Regions from separate parts of the Homo sapiens genome. Here region 2 is linked to region 1. Evidence: read pairs that join two places in POLR2A ChIA-PET (ENCODE). Cell type or tissue: PC-3. All regions are shown on one strand.

What was found. ChIA-PET counts read pairs that join two places held together with the same protein. Peaks named below come from ENCODE experiments on the same cell type or tissue, not always from the same donor. Only the 100,000 strongest peaks of a DNase experiment are listed, where the experiment ranks them.
Region 2: POLR2A ChIA-PET joins it to region 1 with 5 read pairs; 1 of 35 experiments calls an interaction of 5 or more read pairs at or near these places.

Annotation. Positions count from the first base shown.
Region 1 is chr18:23,707,957-23,712,956 of GRCh38, forward strand. All of the region lies in intron 1 of LAMA3 (laminin subunit alpha 3), which reads left to right. It also overlaps the pseudogene RPL23AP77. Among named protein-coding and RNA genes, the nearest start is that of LAMA3, 21 kb to the left of the region's middle. In PC-3, a CTCF peak has its summit at 2,306 (motif pointing left); DNase peaks (open chromatin) are centred at 2,465 and 3,175; H3K4me3 peaks cover 369 bases; H3K27ac peaks cover 2,461 bases.
Region 2 is chr18:22,502,332-22,507,331 of GRCh38, forward strand. No RefSeq gene overlaps it. Among named protein-coding and RNA genes, the nearest start is that of CTAGE1, 87 kb to the left of the region's middle. In PC-3, no CTCF peak of the experiment used is centred here; a DNase peak (open chromatin) is centred at 2,520; H3K27ac peaks cover 2,292 bases.

The sequences.
Region 1 (5,000 bases):
CGCTTTTTGTATCTTTGGTTAAGAAACCTTTCCTTGCTCTCAGTTCTAAAAGGTAGACACCTTTTTTTCTACTATGAGAGTTTGAAGTTTTATTTTTCACATATAAGTCCTTACTTCATCTGAAGTTGAATTGCATTTGCGACTTGAGTAGAACTCTGATTTTATTATTTCCCCCTGGATCTAGAATATTCCTTCCTTTCCCAGCGGTCTGACATACCACCTATGTTATATACTAAAGCTTCTTAAATGCATGGGCTGCCTGTTCTGTCCGATAGGTCTGTTTGTCTCATTTTGCCTTTCCTTAATTACAATAGCTTCATAATAAGCCCCGATTCCTTGAAGGGCAAGTTTCCTCCTCCCGGTCTTCTTCTTCAGCAATATCTTGGTCCTTTAAAGTTTCATATAAATTTTAGAATTATCTTACTGTACTTTAAGAAAGTCCTTATTCAGGTTTTCACTGGCATAATATTGTCTCTATAGCTTAATTTGGGGAGAATTGGTAAGTTTTTGATATTATCTTCTAGCTAACTCTCCATTTATGTAGATTTTCAAAATTCTGTTAATACTGTTTAAAATTTTTATTTGTCAAATTTCTTTTGAGATACTTGATGTTCTCTGAGACTATTATAAATGGCATTTTCTCTTTAATTAAATTTTCTAGTTGTTTGCTGCTACTCTACAGAGATGCAATGACTTTTTTATTTTAATGTCACATCCAGCTACCTTGCTAAAAATCTCCCAGTATTTCTAAAATTCTCTTTAGCAGATACATTTGGGTCTTTATTTTCTTTTTTTATTTTTTATTTTTATTTTTTTCAGAGTCAAGTTCTCACCCTGTTGCCCAGGCTGGAGTGCAATTGTGTGATCATAGCTCACTATACTACAGCCTCAAGCTCCTGGGCTCAAGCAATCCATCCCAGTCTCCCAAGTAGCTGGGACTGCAAACACATACCACCACACCTGGCTAATTAAAAAAAAAAAAAAATGTTTTTCTTGCTATGTTGCCCAGGCTGGTTTCAAACTCCTGGCCTCAAGTGATCCTCCTGCCTCAGCCTCCCAAAGTGCTGGGATTACAGGTGTAAGCCACTGTGCCTGGCTTCATTTGGAGGTTTTTTCTTTTTTCTTTTTTTTTGAGACAGGGTCTTGCTCTGTTGCCCAGACTGGAGTCCAGTGGTATGATCTTGGCTCACTGCAACCTCAGCCTCCTGGACTCAAGCGATCCTCCCAACTCAGCCTCCCAAGTAGCTGGGACTACAGGCAGGCACCACCACACCCAGCTATTATTTTTGTATTTTTAGTAGAGACGGGGTTTCTCCATGTTGCCGAGGCTGCTCTCGAACTCCTGGGCTCAAGCAATCTGCCCATCTTGGCCTCCCAAAGTGTAGGGATTACAGGCGTGAGCCACTGTGCCCAGCCTCATGTGGAGTTTTAATGTAAATAATTTTATCTTTAAATAAATAATAACAGTTTTATTTCGTTTATTCCAAATGTTATACATCTGTTTTTTTCTCCTGCCTTTAAAAAAATCCTTCTTGTTCTTGTCTCTTGCCCATTTTTTACTTTCAATTCTTGTGGAAAACACCAGGTTGAGTCAGAAATAGCAGAGACTTATAAATATATAAGACCTTTTATTTTGTGTATGACCATGAAGCAGTAAAGTTGGTATAAGCGTCTGTTGGAAGATATGGCTACAGAAAAAATAAAGTGGCCTGTCCCAGTGATACTCATGGGAAGGAAAGAGCCTCCTCAATGATCTTCCATCTGAGAAGTCCCATGGATTCTTTTCTCTTCTGCTCCACAAGTTTGATTGTCTTTTCTTTCTTTCTTTCTTTTTTTCTGGTGAATTAGCCAGCCAGACTCAGTTTAGATGATCCCAATTTTGTTGGCAACATCCAAAGCATTGTAATCAGGAGCCAGTTGAACATATGCCTTCTTCTCTCCATCAGGCCTAATCAGGGTGTTGACTTTGGCCACATCAATGTCATAGAGCTTCTTCACAGCCTGTTTGATTTGGTGTTTGTTGGCTTTAACATCCACAACGAACACAAGTGTGTTGCTGTCTTCTATCTTCTTCATGGCGGACTCAGTGGTCAGCAGAAACTTGATGATAGCATAGTGGTCAAGCTTGTTCTCCTGGGGGCGCTCTGCCGAGGATATTTGGGCTGCCTCTGGAGTCGCCGTGTCGTGGGCCGCCGGAAGGTGGGTGACGTGCAGATCTTTTTTTGTGTGGCTGTGGACACCTTTAAACACTGCCTTCTTGGCCTTCAAAACCTTCGTTTTGGCTTCAGCTTTAGGAGGGACAGGAGCTTCCTTCTTCGCCTTCGGCGCCATCTTGTGAAAAGACCGCAAGTTTGATTTTCAAAAGTATTGTCAGGTATTGCCCTTTTAAAAAGCCCCACGAGGTTATCTTCTCTCAAAACCTTGTTGCTTGGTGCCAAGGCTTTACTTGCAGGATTAGTCATAACCTTGGCCTCCCTGAGAAAGTTCTTCAACCGCAAGTCTACTTATCTAGGTAGCATGTCCACGTCGACTTAATTCTCCATGAAGAGCTCAAGAAAAATGATTAAGAAGGCTGCAAAGAGTTTTAACACTTAAGAAAGTCATTCTTCTGATTTTTTTTTTCACTTCTAGATCCACAGTCTGATTTCCTTTAGGGCACTACTAAATTCTTTTTGATTCTTCATATAGGTTGATTTGCAGTAAATATGACATTGAGATGTAAGGTAAAAATTACTGAAAGTTCAGGAGTAAAACAAATGAAAGAAAGGACAAGGAATACTTTAATAAAACGATTTGAATAAAAAATTTTCACCCTGACCGTTTAAGAGTAACTTAAAGAAGCCAAACTTTCTAATTATTAATTTTTAAATACATTATTAAATTTTTAGAATAAATTTTTCTTTCTTTTTAAAGTCAATGTTTACACTGATCTTTTTATTTTTCAAACAGAAAGTGTATGTTACACTTTTGCTTGTTAATGTTTAACTTAAGCTTGTGGACTCTTTGTTAGAAATTATTTTATATGGCAAAAAATTTATCACCTAAACTTGGCTAATACAAAGTTAATCCAGAAAAACCATCATCTAGGGCATTACTGGTTTGACAAGTTGTTTTTGTAGATTCTTTGCTGTCTGTCAAGGTTTTTTCCAATAGTCCTTAGAAATAAACAGAAAGTTTGACTCATTTTTATTACCTGGGCAAAGCTCGCTCCTTGGAATTCACCTTTAACTTATGTATCTATTATATCAGTCAGACTTCCAAATGTCAGTGTTGACACCTGTGATGCTGTCTTGCCTATACACTTATTTTTTAAATATGTGCTTTCAAATTATTTATTGCTCAGACTTGAAATATATATTTGATATATATAGTTTTTAGTGCCTACTAATTGTGAGATCAAGGGCTAACGTGAGTGCTAAAGCTCCTGAGCCTGTGTTCTTACCTAGTCTGCTGAATGACATGGACAGGAGCTGCAGAGGGACTGCTATATCAGCAGAAAGGCTAAGATGATTCTAAATGAAAGAGACCTTCAGGCTACTGTGAAGGCTACCATTTAAAACAAATTACAGGAAATAACGTATGTTAGTGATTATGCATGGATGTATAATAAACCAGAGTTGTAGCTGTTAGAGAGTTACAGGGTAGTGTTAACTTGTTATCCCTGGACTCTGGACTTAGGTCCTGATTCTACCATTGACCAGTGGTGTGGTTCTTGGGAAAATTACTTAACATTCCACTCTCTTTCCTCATCTGTAAAATAGAGGTGATAATAATAATCTTAGTATGAAAATATAAACTGGGTGGTGCCCAGTGCATAATAGGTGCTCTACAAATCTTCATCTTAATTATTATTATTACTTTGAAATTGAGAATCACTCTAACAACCTAGAAAGCACCTTCTGCATTCCTCACATCAATAATGTGGAGATGGAGATAAATGTAAATCATAAGCATTCCCATTTTGGGGAGAGATTTTGCTTCTAGCCAGATGTAAATCTTCTAAACTTTGAGGAATAATAATTAAATTCCCTCATCAAATAACTAAATGTTCTGGTAAAATGTTCTCTAGGGAGAAATAAAGATCATAGAAGGGAAAATACTGATAGTAAGTGTTTAGATGTCCTAGCTTAAAAGTTATTCATAGCTGGGTGCGGTGGCTAATGCCTGTAATCCCAGCACTTTGGGAGGCCGAGGCAGGCGGATCACCTGAGGTCAGGAGTTCAAGACCAGACTGACCAACATGGAGAAACCCCGTCTCTAATAAAAGTACAAAATTAGCCGGGCGTGGTGGTGCATGCCTGTAATCCCAGCTACTCGGGAGGCTGAGGCAGGAGAATCGCTTGAACCTGGGGGCGGAGGTTGCGGTGAGCTGAGATCATGCCATTGCACTCCAGCCTGGGCAACAAGAGTAAAACTCCGTCTCAAAAAAAAAAAAAAAAAAGTTATTCATTAAGCACCATATTATGACAATGCATTTTATAGAAAGAATCAACATTTTTGAGAAATGGCTGATGGAATTATTCCTTGGTTGAGTTTCTAGGGGGTGCAAGGCAGTGTGTTGGGTTGAAGTGATAGAGGGAAGAGCAGGAAACATATGGCCTCCGACCTCAGGAAGTGGCGGGGCCACATACACCCAAGGCACTGCTTCTGAGTTATAGAACCATTTTTGTATAATGTCGAAAGATAAAGATCTACACAGATACCTCACCATGCATGAAAGAACCATGAGTTGCATACTAGATGAAAACATGTGGTCACACCTTTGGTTACATACCAGGATCAAATTTCTCTCTGAACACTTAAGAATTAACTTCTAAGATGCTGGCTAGGGGCAGAGCTACCTCTTTGTCACAGCACATTCCTTGGGAGGCTGTGGGTATAAGTTTGCCTCTTTGTCCCCCTCCTATGTGATGGTTATACCCTAAGAGCATTTAGTTTGGGAGCAGATAGTTCAGTATGTGAAGTCCATCCCTGGGAAGCATGATCCTCTGACCCACTTA
Region 2 (5,000 bases), 1.2 Mb before region 1:
TTTTTGGGGACATAAAAATCACTAAAAAGAGGGGGGGATCAATTAATTTAAGTCTCCCCAAAAAATCTTTCTCTTCTTAAATCAGTAGTTATAATCCTAGCAGCACATTTAAGTCATCTGGAGCATGTACAAATAAAAGCACAATACCCATCCCAGACTAACTGAATCACAATATCTTCTTGAGAAACATTGACTTAAAGTTTGGACTCCATTGATTTTCAAAGCAACAAATGTGCCTCACAGAGAGGTTATGTAGCCTTACATCTCTAACATATGAAATATTTTTTGTTTGCATATGAATACATAAATGGAGAAAGTAAGTTATATACACGTATTAATTTATTCAATTTGATTATTATGTATCAGGGACTATGTTGGATGCTTAGTTACAAAAAGACTGAGACACAATCCTTGGCCACAATTATAGGAAGAGTCAGAGTTCTAGGTGGGATAAAAGTTGTGCAAATATATGACGTGCATACACAAAGAGATAGATTTCATCTTGTGTGGGTGTCAGGAAGAGGAGTTGGCAAAGGCCTTAGAGAAGAAGAAGGGATTTCCATTAAGCCAAGTCTCAAAAGATGATTATGATGTGATCTGGTTGTCCTGGACAACTTGACTAACCACACCTCCGCAACCCCGCAGGCAACACACACACATTTTTGTGCACATACCGGCAACATATATATTTTTCAAAATCCTAAGTATCCATGCCTGCCTTATAGTTAACGTTTCGAAGATTCTTTCTCTACCCATTGTCCTGGATTAATATCAAAAGAGAACGAAGAAAGAAGCTTAAGGGAGAAAATCCACTGCATCTTCAGATTGTTTCCTTCTTTCTGATCTCAGGAGGTCCAGGGAGGTAGGAAGAACCTTTTCACCTGTTTCCTCATATTGTTCCTCTATTGTCCTCTCCAGCTGGTAAGCCCCAACATCGTGTATCTTAAAAAGCTAATGAGGCCAGGACAGAATTGCCATTTAAATTCTTTAGTAACATTTCCTCTTACAGTCTGAGCTCTTATCCTCTGACTTGTTTCCTTAAGTTTCTATCAAGCTCCTCAGTCAGGTTAGTTGGAATATTCCCATGCTTCTTCCTTTTTCTGTTAGAGAATAAGGTCTATTATATAACTCCTTCATCTCCTTAGAAATACAGATAGCCTATCAGCAGTTTTGGAAAAACATCCCAACTGATTTTAGGGCATTGAGGCGTTTGATGGGAGGAAGCTATCTATACAAAGAGTGAATGCTGTACAAACAGCAAACTTTACAGGGAAAAAGTTGATATTTATAGATACTCATTTATACCCCAGGGCAAGACAGACAGATAGATAGATAGATAGATAGATAGATAGATAGATAGATAGATAGCAATATATTGATATCTGTTTATCCATTGAGTCAAACAAATAAACACACATAGATTACAAAGGTCCTTTTCTCTTCCCATGCCTGAAGAGAAAGGAGGCCTGTGGTTTCTTTCCATAGATATGCATCACTCCTGAAAAGCACACTCACATCTTGTTTATATATTACAGCCTTCCGCTACTTCACCAAATGTCTCCTGGCCTTTGCTCAGTGAGCCAGTTGAGCTCCCAGAAAAATCCTTCATTCTTTCCCAACTGTGCCTCCCAAGACAGATGTTTTATATCAAGGACACCAAGTCCTGCCCTGAGGACTTAGCCAGCAAAAACTCACTAGAGGCCCTTGCCTTCAGGAGATGATGTAACCTTGGAGAGATGTGTGCTACAATCTCCCTGCAAAGGCGGAAGACAGCGTGAACTCACAGGGGACCCAGGCCAGGGTATTGGGTGGGCCATCCCTCTCTGTTGTGATGAGTGGCTATAGTGTGTAAGTCAGCCTGGGAAAATGTCTGCTCAGTCCCAGGAGTGGATTCCACAGCTCTTTGGTTGACAGTTCAGTTCCCACCATCTTCTGCTTGCAAGTCTTCTTAGGGCAATGCTGCAGGGTAGGTCCTTGTCCTGTTTTATTCAAGAGCACTCCTGGTATGGCCCCACCATCTGTGCAGAGAGCAAGGCTTCACATGTCTCCAGGGTCTTATGGTAAGTTGGATATGACAAGTGAGAACCCAGCAGTCTGGGGACAGTGCTCAGAGCAGTGTAAAGGGCAGTCACACAGCCAAGTACTTTCCAAGGCAGGGCAGGCCTTGCCAGTCCTCACTCAGAGATGTTCACACCAGCCTTGTGTACAGCATGCTTAGCTCTTTGATTTCTGAGCCCTCAGCTATCACAAGTAGTCAATTCTCAGGAGAGGCTGAGTTGGGAGATGGACCTAATGACATTGCCTAGCACACAGTAGGCACTCAAAGCATATTAGATGAATGACAGAATGATCAAACAGCATCAAAAAGGCACAGCTAACTAGAAGAGGGGGCCCAGGAAAACAAATAAGTAAAATTGATGCTTTCGTGCCTGGGCCCTTTAGGACAAGGAAAAGAACTCAGGATTGCAAACTGCTAGTCTGAACTAGGGACTTGACATTTATTATCTGAGTCACTCATGTAGTCATCCTGGGAGGTATTAGGAACACCCTTTTACAGATGCAGAGGTGGAAGCCTGGAGAAGGGAAGTGGTTCCCCCCAGGTCCTCCATCCAGTAAGGGGCAAGGCCTCAGTCCCAACAAAGCTCTACCTCTGTTGCAGCTCATAGCTCAGTTTCCTCAACTACAGAAAGGATGCAGCGTTGCTTATCAAATGGGGTGGTTTCGAAAGCAGCATATTTAAACTCTGGATTAGGACCCCATTAAACTTGAATCTGGATCAGATCTAGGGAGAAGTTTACTTTTGTGCTATTCATAAAAGAAAAGGTTTAGAAAGCCAAGAACCGTGTAAACCACATTGCTGGGTGGGAGGATGTGAAAAGTATGTAAGCAAATAAACTATCTCTAAGCAACTCAAACATAAGACAAACATTTATTTGCATATAGATGAGTGATGTGATTGCTTCTGCCTGGAACCATTTTTCACTTTTCTGTCTTTTCCCCTTTTTTTCTAACTAACTTTTATTTATCCTTCAAGTCATGCCTTAACTGTCATGCCCTGTGGAAAGCCTCTACTGACCCCTGCACTAAGTGACTCACTTCTATTATACTATCCTGTGTCCTCCATTATTTTAATTGCTTGTTTATTTTCTGTCTTCCTTTCCAGGCAGCAAATTCCACAGTAACAGTAGCAATGATGTCCTTAGCACTTAGCACAGTCCCTGACACACTGCCAAAAGTACATGTAAAATGAATATATGAAAGAATAAATGATATGCTAATTACAAATCACAGGTTCCTCTAAGATACTTTTCCCAAACAAGTCACTAAATGGATTGAATAGTCACTCCTTTAACTGCTTGTTCTCTCTCTGTGCCTTTTTCAACAACTTTTGATTAAATCGCTACTGTTCATCAGATTCCATACTAGATGAAATAGACACATTTATTTGCCCTACGTAACCCACTGTGTCCCGTTCACATGTCTGTAGAGTGCCCATAATGCTTTGTAGCACTCATCTATTTACATGTTTGTCTCTACAACTAAAAGGCTATAAACTCGTAGAACTCAGAGTTAGGGTATTGATCATCTTACATCACCAGAACCTGGCACAGTGAGTGGTAGAGAATAAGTACTTTATAATTGTATTTGGAGTGGTGAATAAAATATTTTAAATTGATACAGCCCTTTGGAAATCAATCTGGCAAAATGAATTGAATACCTTAAAATACTTATATTGACTACTTCTAATATAACATAAGTAAATCATTCATCTTAAACAAAAATCCCTATGTAAAAATATTTATCAATTATAGTAACAAAATGTGGGAACTAGTTAAATGTCTATTTGTAAATAAAAGGTTAAGTAATCTACCACACACGTCTACATGTTGGAGTATTGTGCAGGCTTTATAAATGATGCTAAGGAAGAACACAGGAAAGTGATCATGAAATCACTTTTAATTAAATAAAATTTAAGTATTAAAATTGTATTTTAAATACCATATTCATATATTCATTTTTGAAAAAAATTAAAGCAAGCTAATTATAGGAAACACAATACATGAAAGAAATAGACAAACATATCATGTGTTTGGTGAATGATCAATGGGCATTTTGCTTTTATTTCCTTATGTGTTAAGTAATTTCCAAATTTTCTTAAATAAGTTTGCTCATTTTTTTTCTTTTTTTTCTTTTTTTGAGACAGAGTCTTGCACTGTCGCCCGGGCTGGAGTGCACTGGCGTGATCTTGGCTCACTGCAAGCTCTGCCTCCCGGGTTCACACCATTCTCCTGCCTCAGCCTCCCAAGCAGCTGGGACTACAGGCACCCGCCACCACACCCAGCTAATTTTCTGTATTTTTAATAGAGACAGGGTTTCACTGTGTTAGCCAGGATGGTCTAGATCTCCTGACCTTGTGATCCACCTGCCTTGGCCTCCCAAAGTGCTGGGATGACAGGCATGAGCCACCGCGCCCAGCAAGTTTGCTCATTTTATAATGAAAATAATGTCATTGAAGACTTCCATTTCCAACCATTACAGAGAAATGAGAACCAAAATTTACCTCCCACCCTAAACAACTTATAAAACTGAACAAAATACATGAAATAACAGTTTTAGATATTGAACAAGAGGTGGCAAAGGAGAATGATCCATGAGAAAAAGTAAACAAATGATGTGAGCACTACGAATGCCCCAGCTCACTGTCTAGAGAGTATGTCAAGGTCACAGCACAAGCAGAAGCAGCCCATGCATAACCTGGAGGTCTCCCTGAGTTGAGGAAACAGAGTTCAGAGTTCAAGAGGCAAGAATTCTCAGAATAGAGCACCAGAGAGGAGAGAGCTTCACCGAGAGAGAGAGTCTCAGAGAGCTGAAGAGGATTTCCCTTGAGTCTTCTGTTGAGTGCTAATCTATGCATCTGTGTGAAGAAACTAGTAAGACTAAGGAAAGAATCACCAGAAAGGAGCAGGCTTTCTTAATGAGGAATTGAAATTACTAATTCA